Linked DNA regions of Homo sapiens: region 2 is linked to region 1. A link is a contact called in ENCODE Hi-C or POLR2A ChIA-PET data. All regions are on one chromosome and are shown on one strand. Each heading gives the region's core, a stretch centred on a gene start or an enhancer-like site at or near the end of the contact. The rest is flanking DNA. Distances are from core to core; before and after follow the strand shown. Region 1 holds the start of PRKCE (protein kinase C epsilon). Region 2 overlaps EPAS1 (endothelial PAS domain protein 1).

Region 1 (5,301 bases), core at 1,507-4,006:
CCTCATCTGTAAAACTTGCCTGTGCACTAGATGATCTGGCCTAGGGCCAAATCCAACATGAATTTGAGAACCTTAGAGGATGATAACCAAACAAGTTCCCACTGCATGCTTCACTAGGAGGGATGAAGGTGGGGACAGTGTCCTGAAGCTCCCAGAGTTTGGGGTGTGCCCCAGTGAAGCATCACCAGAGATACAAAGACACTCTCCCTCCAACCAACATCTGTTCTATGGATAAATGCAGACCTGCTGCTCCTCATCCCTGCTCTCTGCCCCACTGTCCAAGCCCCTCATCTGCATACACTGCAAAAGGCTCCCATCTCCTAGCTACCAGCGTCAAGTTTTTTCCACCCCCTTCCTGTCCAAAAACAACAACTCCAAAATCACAGGTTTTCAGAGTCAAGGTCTACCTCTGAAATTAGTTATCCCTTCCACTCCCCCTCTCATATGCACTGCATTCATGAGGAAAGGGCCCAAAGGCCATGCATGGAAAAGAAATGGGGAATGAGTGGGAGCTCTGTTGTGGGGGCTGAAGGAAGCAGAGATGAGGGACATCTGTGAAGTAGAATAGAATGGCATGGAGTTCTCTGGGATTCCATAAAGGTTTGCCTGCTTTCCAAAGTGCAAACCACAAATCTAGAGTTCTACGCATGTGGCTTGTTGGAGCTTCCCTGTGAAACCGTAACCATGGTTTCAGGCAGACTACATCACAGCCATGAGCACAAAAACAACAGGCTCTCTCTTATTTTTCCCTAAAACTCCGTGTCCTTGAAAAAAATATGTAAGGTGATATGCCAAAGTGATCCATGTGCAACCTCTGACCTCTAGGACATTCATGAAGTTAGCTGGTTTTCAATAGAAAGCAATTGCTCTACACCACTTTTGAGGCTTAGATAGCTCTCTCACTTTTTGTGTAGACCAAAGAACCCTGAAAACATATACCTCCAGAGGAACGCTTGTACTTGCTGGAAACATGTAACAAACCTGAAAACACAAAAATCCACATCCTAAATTAATACCTTCCTTCCAAGAAGAGAGAAAAAAAAAAAAAAAAAAAAAAAAACAACCCAAAAACAAACACAAAAAGCAAAATGAAGGTTTGCTTCTCTCTGCTTGTCCAAGTGCCAAGACTGGATGCATTTGGTTTATAGTAGATTGAGACAAGACCTCTTTCCAAATCCTTAATAGTTTAATAATGGAATCAATTAACAACTCAATCTCATACTTAGAAATCGTCTTTTATTGCACAGTATCTTGACAATCAAAACAGAGAAACAATATAACTTTAAATAAGATTCAAAGCACTGACTTCCAATTACCCACAAGCAGAACCCTTCTTAAAATGCAACATTCATTCTGCATGGATGGGCAATGAATTGGACAAAACAAGCTCGACTGATGTTTCTGGGACCATAGAGGAGACATCCTGGAGGAGAACACATTTTTTCTACTTGTATGTCAGAAGATGAGCTAACCACCATGCAAGAGAATAGAAACAAGCCAGCTTCCTCTCGGAGGGAAAAATAAAGCAACTCCTCGCTCGGCTAAGCAGGACAAAGCCAGGACGTGCAAGAAGCCTTCAGTCAAAGGCTCCACGTGCCTTTCCAAGGACGGAGGGACCCACCCACACACAATCACACACAGCCAGCCCACCACGCGCCTGCGGAAGAAAGCCGGGTCCTCGGCCAACCTTCAGCACCAGTGGCCCAGGCTCTCCCAGTTTGCAAACCTCCCGCAGCACCCACCAACTGGAGGGCACAGAGGGAGCAGAGGGCCACATCCTCTTTCCAAGTCTCATCTTCCTCGCCAATGCCTGTTTCTCCCCAACTATGAAGTGAAGTGTACCTCCCCAAGGAAACTGAGACTTACAGGCACACACACCCCAGTCGTCAATAAGTCCCGGAGCCCTACGATCAAGACCAGCGAGTCTTTCCCCGGGACCCCACAACCGGGTTCCCGGAATGACGGGGAGGCGCCGCACTCACCCAGTCCTCGAAGTGGCGGCTCCCGTTCTGCAGCAGCTCCTCAAACTGGATGGTGCAGTTGGCCACGAAGTCGTCGTAGCCTATGGGGGCATCGTGAAAGACAGCCAGCTCGATCTTGCGTCCGTTGCACACATCGGTGACGAACTCGTCGTGCCAGGCCGGGCTGTTGGTCTTCTGCTTGGTGGCCGTTTGGCCGATGCGCGAGTCGTCCACATTGAGGGCAATGTAGGGGTCGAGAAGGAAAGTCTGCGGCCGGGGTCCCACCGCATGGCGCAGCGACCAGGCTGTGGGCTTCAAGCTCACGGCCTCGCAGATTTTGATCTTAAGAAGGCCATTGAACACTACCATGGTCGGGGCGGGGAGTGGGGGCCGGGGTCACTCCGTCTGCCCCGAGGGCAGGAATGAAGAACCGACGGCCCGGCACTCCGAGCCACAGGGACTCTTGGGTCCCCTTTCGCCCCACCCCGCACACTCCCTACACCTTGTGGCGTTGCGCCCTGGCGCGGGCGATTCTCAGCCAGTGCATGTATTTCCTCGCCGGGTTCCTAACGGAAAACAGGGAGGGGGGAGAGCTGGGGGATGTCCGTGTTTGGAGCAAGTCTCTCCCCCCGACCACCAGCTGCACCTCCAGAAGAGAAGACGAGCTGTCGGCTCCGCTGCAAGCCGCGGGGGCTGCCTCGCCGCCTCGCTGGCTCTCCGGCTCCGGACTGCGGGAAAGCGGGCGCCGCGCCCGGCGCTTACCTACCTTTCCGAAACATAATCCCGGGAAATTTCGACTCCGGGAGGGGGATGGGGCGGTGGGACGGGGCGGGGACGAGAACCGGGGGCGCAGATTTCAACCCGGATCCTCTTCGCACACTCAGCGCCTGCCTCTGACCGCGCGGGGCGGGGGGGTGAACGGAGGGATGTTCAGTCTATCCGGAGGGATGCATGTCGAGAGGAAATGGTCCTCCTCGGAGCCAAATTTTTAAAAATCCACAAGCCCCACGGCCAGCCGGGGCCGCCGCCTCCTGGGCGAAGCAGCGCCGCGCCGGAGCCGGCGATCGGGAGGCGCCAGGAGCCCGGAATCTCACATCCGCGCGGGCTCGGAGTCCGGGCGGCCGCCGATCCGGCTCGGGGGCGCAGGCCAGCACCGGGCGGTGCGCAGCGCGGCGGCGGGGCAGGGACTGCGACTCAGCGCGGCCCCACCTCCTGGGCGCCGGCGCCCGCCCTCCGCGCTCCCCGCGTCCCCGCTCTCGGCTGCCGCTCGCTCGCCGCCCGCCAGCCCGCGCTCCCCCGCGGTCTCCTCTCCCTCTGTCGGTGTGCGAGCGAGTCTCCCTCCCTCTAATGCAGGAAATGCGCAAAAGACGTCAGTGTGTGTGAGTGTGTGTGTGTGAGTGTGTGTGTGTGCACGCGCGCGCGCGCACGGCAGTGTTTGGGGAAATAGAAAGTTTTGCCGGTTGGGGGAGCAATACGGAAAAAGTGAGCCGAGGAGACAACGGTGGAGAGCTGGCGAGGCTGCCCGGGGTCGCAGCGGCGGGCGGGTCAGCCGGGGGGCGGGGACCCCGCGCGGGACCCCGGGGTGCGGCGGCGCTGGGCTGGATGCGCGTGCCGGGGGCCGTGGATGGCCATGGATGGGCCCCGCCGGGCCGCGTATCTCTCGGGGACCCTGCGGCCAACACTGTCTTTTAGAGCCGGGGATGGGGGAGTGGAGGGGGCCCTGTTGCCCTAGAGGCCTCGGGACCCTTCCCTTGCCCACCCCCACTCGGGCCGCGGCGGGCAGGAGCAGTCTGCGGAGTTCTGGCCCATCTGTCACTCTGTCCCGGGACGCTGTGATCCACGGCGGTGGGGGAGGGGGAAGGGGGAGGGACAAGCATGGCTCGGGTGAAGTTTTAAACTCTGTTCTTCTCTCTTGCCTTTCTTTGGGGACATTCTCCCCTTTGGGATCTGTCCTGGACTTCGCAGGCTGCGAGAACTTGTTGACAAGTGAAAGCTCGGTAGAGCCCCGGCTTGGTTTGTGGTCTGCTTATTTTTTGCAAAGTGACTGTTCCTGTTTGCGCTGGTCCTTATCGGTGCCCCTTTGGGGGACTTCGGCACTGATCAGCGCGCTGACAGCCGCCGTCCGGGCTGCGGGAAAATGGGGCGCGCCCTCCGGGGGGCGAGTGGCTGTGTCCTTGCTAATTTCCTCCGTAACCTTTAAACTCTCGCTGGAAGCTACCGCCGCGGCTGGTCACGTGAGGAGAGCCCTGGGCTGCTGGGGAAAAATTTCCTCGGCTGGGAGCCGGGACCGGGCCGGCGGCCGGCGAGGGACTGCCCCGCGCCCGAGACTGGGAACCTGGGAGGGCAGGGCCGGAGCGCTGGGCCCCGGGGCGCGGCCCAGCTGGGACACCCGCGAAGACGGCGGCGGTGAAGAGGTCGGCTCCGCTGCCGGGGAGCTGGGGATTATGCAAATGGGGAAAGAAAACCTCCGCCCTCGCCCTTCTGCCAAGTCAAGTCTGGGAATTTGTAGGTATTGTGGTAAGCTGAGTGTTCATCTGGCGGGTCTGGTTAGTGTAAACCAAAATTTAAAACGCGCCTCCCGATCACTTTTTCCTCAGTGGGTAAAGGTTATCATTGCCTGCGGCTTAAAAGCCTAAAAAGGCTTAAAGGCGAGGAAGGAGGCAGTCCCCTGGAAAAACAGGATATCAAGTGCAGCAAACACGTCCCAAAAATGATCCGAAAAGTTCTAGGGCCATCTCCTAAGAACAGGCAAAGCCTTTGCCTGCAACCGCTCTGGAGCTTCCTAATACAGTAATTTCTCGCAGCCTGCCCTGTTGAACAGGGCAGCTGGGTAGAGATGGTGCTAAGATTCAGTCTTCCGTATGATCTAGGTAGCTCCGATGTAAAAAGCCAGGATTTCAATGGTTGTCTTACCCTGTCACTCCCCCAGCTGGAGATACGATATCTTAAAATATGTCCGTTTGACAAAGCACAAGCAGGGGTATCTCATTGCTGTTTAATTTTTATTTCTTTGATTATTACTTTTTTCCCTTTTGCTTCTTCCTTCCACTCTGCTATTCTCATGAAGCCTCTTTCCCCCTTTCCAGGGCATGTGATGGAAGGCAGTGGCAAATATGGCTTGATCTTCTGAAAATGCATTTGGGAAGCAGAGCCAGCACCAAAGTGAGATGAGTGAGATACTTTTCAGAGGCAAAATGTAAAGGGTACCAATAAACGTAATCAAGATAAAGATTTAATACAATTTTTTAAAAATAAAAATGTGAGAATCCAGAATGGACACAATATCCACATTTTAAATAATTTTAAATATTGCACTAAAATATTTATACTACTGAGTTTA
Region 2 (5,806 bases), core at 2,023-4,522, 680 kb before region 1:
GCTCTCTCTAGGCTGCTTCTCTTCCTCATGCATACGCAGGTCAAAGCATCTGAAGAGAAGACCAGCTGTGCTAAAACTGGTGGCTTCCTTTGACTCTAATCCAGTTCTGAGAAGAGGGCCACCCTTGCTGATGAGCAGGACCTCTTCCCCCACTGTAAAAATAAAGTGTTCTTTCCATCTTTCCCACCCCTCATCTTATCCACTGCAGGGATGTATAGAGAAGACTCGGTGCTGTCTTCACTCATGAAAAAGCAGGGAGAAAGCCAGCGGGTGCAGGAGGCATTTGCGTGGCTCTCCATTGCTCTCTGTGGCCTCTGATGTCTGCCACTGCCCGACCCCTGACACCATGCAGCCTTCAGCTAAGAGACTAATTAACCTCCGCAAGCTGAGATACTGACTATATAACTAGGAAACAACCACATGTGACTCTTTCCAGTTAGTAAAGAACTCTCAGCATATTGCTTCTGTTTAATCCTGAATCAATCTTGCAGAGCAGGTGTATCACTCCCATTTTACACATAAGGAGACAGACCCCAAGGATGTTAGTGGCATGCCCAGCCATCACCCAGTGATGGAGCCAGCACTCAAACCTGGATCATTTGACCCTAAATCCCATATTCTTGATTGTAATTGGGTGACCTTCCCTACAAGGCCAATAAGCAAGTCCCTCAGGTTCAAAAGATTTAGCTGAGCTGGGCATCTTGAGGGTGAAGCCTTCTAGGATACTAAATCTGATGAGCTTTTTGAAACATACACTTGGTCTGGGAAGCAGCAAAGTGAGACACGCTGGCCACCATTTTGCCTGAGGCCAGCCCCTCAGCTGGCACACCAGCCCCCTTGGGATAGTTCTCAGCTTGGAGAAGTCTGTCTTTAAAAGAAAAAGAAAAAAAAAAGGTTTGTGCTTTGCTTGCGGAGTCTACAGCTGCCACAGGTTGTTTCCTTCTCACCAGACTGTTTTCTTTGGTGCCACCTCTCTGGGCTTGAAGGTATTTCCCCACACCCAGGCTGTTACCAGATCTGATTTAGATTTTTTTCCTTAGGGCTTCTACCCATCAGCAGCCTTCTTCCTTTGGATCTCACAAGCTTCCAACAACACCATCTGTGGTTTGGCTCAAACCCTTCTGCCTGTGCTGCCATCCTGTTCCTACAACACTGCCTTCAGCTAAGAAAATTGACAAAGAAATTGCACGGCGGTTGAATCAAGAAGAAAAGGCCTGAGATGTAAAACGGATTCCTCGGCATGAAGCAAACTCCGTGGGGCAAGTGGGGAGCAGTTTCCCGCCCCACTTCAGTCTCTAGGGGGGACTTAGCTACTGCTGCTGCCCCTCCCACTCCCTGCCTGGAATATACTCTCTCCATCTCCCAGGCCTGTCTGAATTAGGCTCATATTTCAAGATCTCCCATGCATCCGTTTCCCTAGGAAAGCCTCACCTGCACTGACTTCTCCTCCAAGTCCCATTTCAGAGGTTACACACGCACGATTTGGCCCTGTGTTGCTCTCCTTGATTTCACTTCTGTGGCTTCTGTCTCCCTAACTAGACCACATACTCTTCAGGGAAAGAACCCCACACCTGTTCTTTTGGTGTCCTCTAAAGCATCAGTAGTACAAAGTGGTACAAACTGGAGACATCGGATAAAAACCACGTCAATGACTTCAGTTCTGTGGATTCCTCAAAGCTGCTCACTGTTCTAGATCTTTCCTAAGAATTCTAACCCGGCTCTTAATTAGAATAGACGGTTTCCATCTGGGAAGAGTCACCCTGCGGACACTCAAGGTGTGTGTGTCTGTTGGTGTTTTGTCACCTCTGTGAATCAAATCTGGGGTCTGAACTAGTGCTGCTGACAGCTGCCTGTGGAGTCACCCAGAGCAGCACTTCCCAACCTTTGCTGTGGCCAGGAATCACCCAGGGATCTTGTTACAGTGCAGGCTCAGTAGGATCTGGGCTGAAGCCTGGGATTCTGCCTTCCTAACAACCCTCAGAGGATGCTGATTCTACTAGTCTGTGACCTCACACTTTGAGTAGAAAGAGACCCAGGAACACGTGCGATCTTGAGACTGAAGATGCCATCTGGCAGGGTTAGTGCTGCCTGCTGCCATCCTAATCTGAGGCACGTAAAGTCCAACAAGTCCAATCTTCTCTCTGGCCAGGAAGAATCCTGTTCTCTTTGTAGCTTTCTTTATGGGATTTTACTAAGCCCTACATTAATGTCCCTCTCCTCCTTCAAGTCTTCCCTACCTGTATCATTTTATTCCTTCCTATTTCTTCAAAACCCACCCCTTAGGACCAGCCCAAGCCCTACTTCTTCCAGCAGTGTCCCTGGCCCCTTAGCAACATTCTCCAGGGTACTTCCTGCCCACACTACTCATAGGCCCTTATTAAAGGCCTCCCTGTCTTGGTGGCTTTTCTATGCAAACGTTCTACTCCTATAACTGTGCTGTAAGTACCAGGGGAAGGGCACAGACACAACATCTTCCACTTTCGTGTATCCTTCAGTGGAACCTGGGCTAGGGCAGACAAACTGGGTAAATATTTGCTGATTGTGAAAGACAATCAAAAATGCCCTTTGCTCTTTTCCTTTCCCTCTCAAGGAGGAAAGAAAAAGTGATCCCAGCTGCCTTGGCCTCCATCCCCAGCCCAGCCTTGCTCCTCTCCCAGGCGCTGCAGCTGGGGCGGCTTAGATTTTATTTCGCTCTCTGCAGCTCCTCTTCCCTTCAGTGAAGAGTTAAAGCATCGGGAAGGCTCCTTCCCACTTGGAAATCTCCATTTCCTCCTGCAGCGTGAACAAGAGAACTCTATGGACAGAGGCCGAGTGAGCCAACTGCGCAGGGAGTGAACTCACTCTGAATGGGGCTGTTCTAACACCCGCCAAGTCAAGTCATTAAGATGCCATCCCCGAGGTGCAGCCCCCAGCGTCACCTCTGGATATCCATATCCTCAAGCCCGCCGGCAGAAAGGATGAATGGTGAGCACAGAGCTGGTGAAAGCAAGCTCTTTCATGAGCAGGGCGTGAGAGGACCTCTCCGGCTCCTCTTAAGGTGGGGGTGGGGCGCTTCGGAGTAGAAGTCGTTCCTCCTCTCTCCCACTGCCTCCTCTACCACACCGAACTAAAATTAACCCTCAAATTTACAGGGAGTTACCCAAAAGATTGCTCCACAAAAGGCAACCAAGAAGGGGGCTGGGTAATAACATTAGAAAAAATATCTGCAATGCCAAAAATAATCACTGTGTCATGAGAAAACAGAGCTGGACTGCCTCAGAGGCCAGCACTGGGTATATACAGGAAGGAGGGGGCAGAAATTCCCCTGGCAGTGTCGTCAAACATTCTGGATGGAAAAAGGCGGGTGGGGGGCGGGGGTGCACATAACCGGGACAGACAGTTGTCAGAACTCTTTTCAAGTACAGAATATGATTTTAAGGGTCAGTTCTCTCTTCTTTATTTCAGACACTTTAATTTCAAAGAAAACATTTGTTTAGACTTTTAATCAGGACTGATGCTTGATCACATGCTAATAGTGAAATATCCTAGGATCTGCCTTACTAATCCCAACATGTTGCCAGAACTTCTGGTTCCTGGAATTTAAAGTATTTCAAAACAGCAAGAGAAGGGGGAGAAAGCACGGGATCCCTCACTCTCCTACCCCCATCCTCATAACCCCTTCTCCCCTCCCTATTAAAAAAAGGAAAGCAAAGAAAGAGGAAAAGTGAAAGAGGAGAGAGCTGGTAGAGAATCTGTCCTGGGCTTCCTTTATAAAGAATCCTGATCTGAGGCCTGTTCACATGGTCACATGTCTAGTATTGTGGGATCTGATTCATGCCACAGCGCGAACACTTGCTTTCCCCCAATTCTGCCCTCTCTTGCTCTGATGAGAAGTGAGATGTCTGCGCACATTTCCATTCCTTTGTAAAGAAGTCATCAAAAGCCACAGGAAATGCTAAAAGTCTTTTCCAAATTTATTATCATGCTCTCAAATAACATTGAGCAATTTGGGAAATAAAACTGTATTTTTCCCCCAGCAATGGCTTATTCCCTCTGCTCATTCAATATATATTAATGATTCTCTCTTCCTACGATGGGGCTGTGAGCAGTAGAATGAAATGTGGAACAACTATGCCTGACCTCAGGGAGCTTGCAGAGAGGTGAAGAGCCAAGTCCTGAAGAATGGGCTGAACAGTCAGGGCTGTAGGAGTTTGGGAGGAGAAAGCCTGCAAGGCTGGAGAAGACAGGGAGAACTCTGCTGGAGGTTGGCTTTGAAAGAAGAGCAGGATACAGGGAGGCAATCAGGATGGCAGAGGGATGACAAAGACACACTGGGAATGGGCAGAGGTGCCAGTGGTCGGGAGACAGGCTAGAGAACAGGGAGCAAGGCATTGAGAATCTGGGTGGGGAGAACGCATTCATTAAACAGACCTTGTTGAGTATCCATAAGGTGCCAAGCACACGAAAGGGCTTTAAACAAAAGGACAGGTAGCTAAAGTCAGATGCCCGGATAATTGCCTAGCCTGTTGTCTGATTAGTGGCTGAGGTGCCAGGTGGTGGGCAGTGCCAGAACCCAACCTCCATGCTCCTCCTGCTGGTCATGCTTTGGCCCTGCTGGACAGCAAGTGTGAGAACCCCTCTTTTCTTGGCACCAAAGCCAAGGAAAATGAAACCCTCTGTTGGAAGCTCTAAATATGGCAGCAATTCCTGGGCTGCCACAGGCTGGAGCCTCAGCTCAGTCCACAGAGACCTCCGCAAGGCATTCTTGCTGAACAGTAACTCATAAATGTTACCCATGGGATGAAAAACAAACTTCACCCAGGGCACACGCCTCCTCTGGCTCTGGTGGTGTTTTATTTATTTCCACAGACCTTAGTCCCCATCTTCTGTTTGTTTCCCTTGCCCCTCACTTTCTTTACCACTGACCAAGAATAAAATTTGAGTCAGATCTTGGGGCAAGGAACAGCTCGCCAGCCCACCACTCTTTCCCCAAAACCATTTTCAGCTTGTCGCTCCCCCATTTTAAAATGAAAATTGCTCCCCACCATCCTCATGATGAAGTCCAAGCTGGACGTGCTCCTTGAGGTCTCCCAGCCCTTTCCAAACTTAGCTCCTACGATCCTGTAGCTCCACGCTTACTCCAGCCAGACCACACTATGCCCTGCCACCCCCAAACTCCGCACCCCTTTCTGCTGCCCAGCCATGTCCCCAGTTGATTTGTTCCACCTGAAGTGCTTCTTCCTTTCTGACCTTCTAAACCCTAAAGTTTGAGAGCCAACATAGGCCTGCCACCTCCACAGAGGCTTTTCTGAGCATCTTACCGAGCCTACACTGGTGTCTCCTCCTCACTCCTGCCTGGAACACTTAGACAATCTGTGCTACTTGACTGCAAGGCACCGTCACCTTGTTAGTCCTAGTTTTAAGGTTCTCTGAGGGCACAGGCAAAATGTCAAACCTCTCATGTATCAAAGTACCTTACTCCAACAATAATAGTGTCATACAGCCCTTTCAGTTATGGTATGGTGAGCTGGCATGAAGATTAAATCAGTCACGGTCCCCCAGCTGTGGGGGTATTGCAGAGTTCCAATGCTTTAGTGCTTCCAGTAGAAAGTGGATTAATAAAGGCGAGTGATGGTGGCTATATTCATCACTAGGTTGCTTAACACCCCATGACTCCTCACTGTCCCCAGGAAACAAATCCCTGTATACTAAGGATGTTTTCACACAGAAGTAGCTGGCTGTGCCCGCTGTCCACATCATGGGTGTGTTTCGTGAGCCAGCTGCTAGTCAGCTCTCACTGACACAGGTGAACAAGTCCGGACAAGGG

Evidence for each region. A loop is a pair of places that touch in the nucleus more often than their neighbours do. ChIA-PET counts read pairs that join two places held with the same protein, here RNA polymerase II (POLR2A). Pooled maps may share reads with other maps.
Region 2: a pooled map shows a loop between it and region 1 (2.1-fold over the local background). The contact joins the enhancer-like site here to the promoter of PRKCE in region 1. A Hi-C loop is called at or near these places in 1 of 50 pooled maps. POLR2A ChIA-PET finds 5 or more read pairs at or near these places in 2 of 52 experiments (BJ and HepG2).

What each region holds. Positions count from the first base shown.
Region 1 is chr2:45,649,130-45,654,430 of GRCh38, reverse strand. PRKCE (protein kinase C epsilon) reads right to left here and starts at 2,756. Exons shown (of 15, transcript NM_005400.3): 1 at 1,983-2,756. The coding sequence starts at 2,330. LOC102724965 (a long non-coding RNA gene) reads left to right here and starts at 3,216. Exons shown (of 2, transcript XR_005647119.2): 1 at 3,216-4,466; 2 at 5,048-5,301. RefSeq lists enhancers at 2,078-2,698, 3,187-3,481 and silencers at 2,857-3,326, 3,497-3,596, 4,227-4,326.
Region 2 is chr2:46,332,942-46,338,747 of GRCh38, reverse strand. All of the region lies in intron 1 of EPAS1 (endothelial PAS domain protein 1), which reads right to left. Among named protein-coding and RNA genes, the nearest start is that of EPAS1, 38 kb to the right of the region's middle. Within about 2 kb of position 3,272, at least 25 of the 41 ENCODE cell types and tissues checked have a DNase peak (open chromatin) inside an H3K27ac peak, as active enhancers do.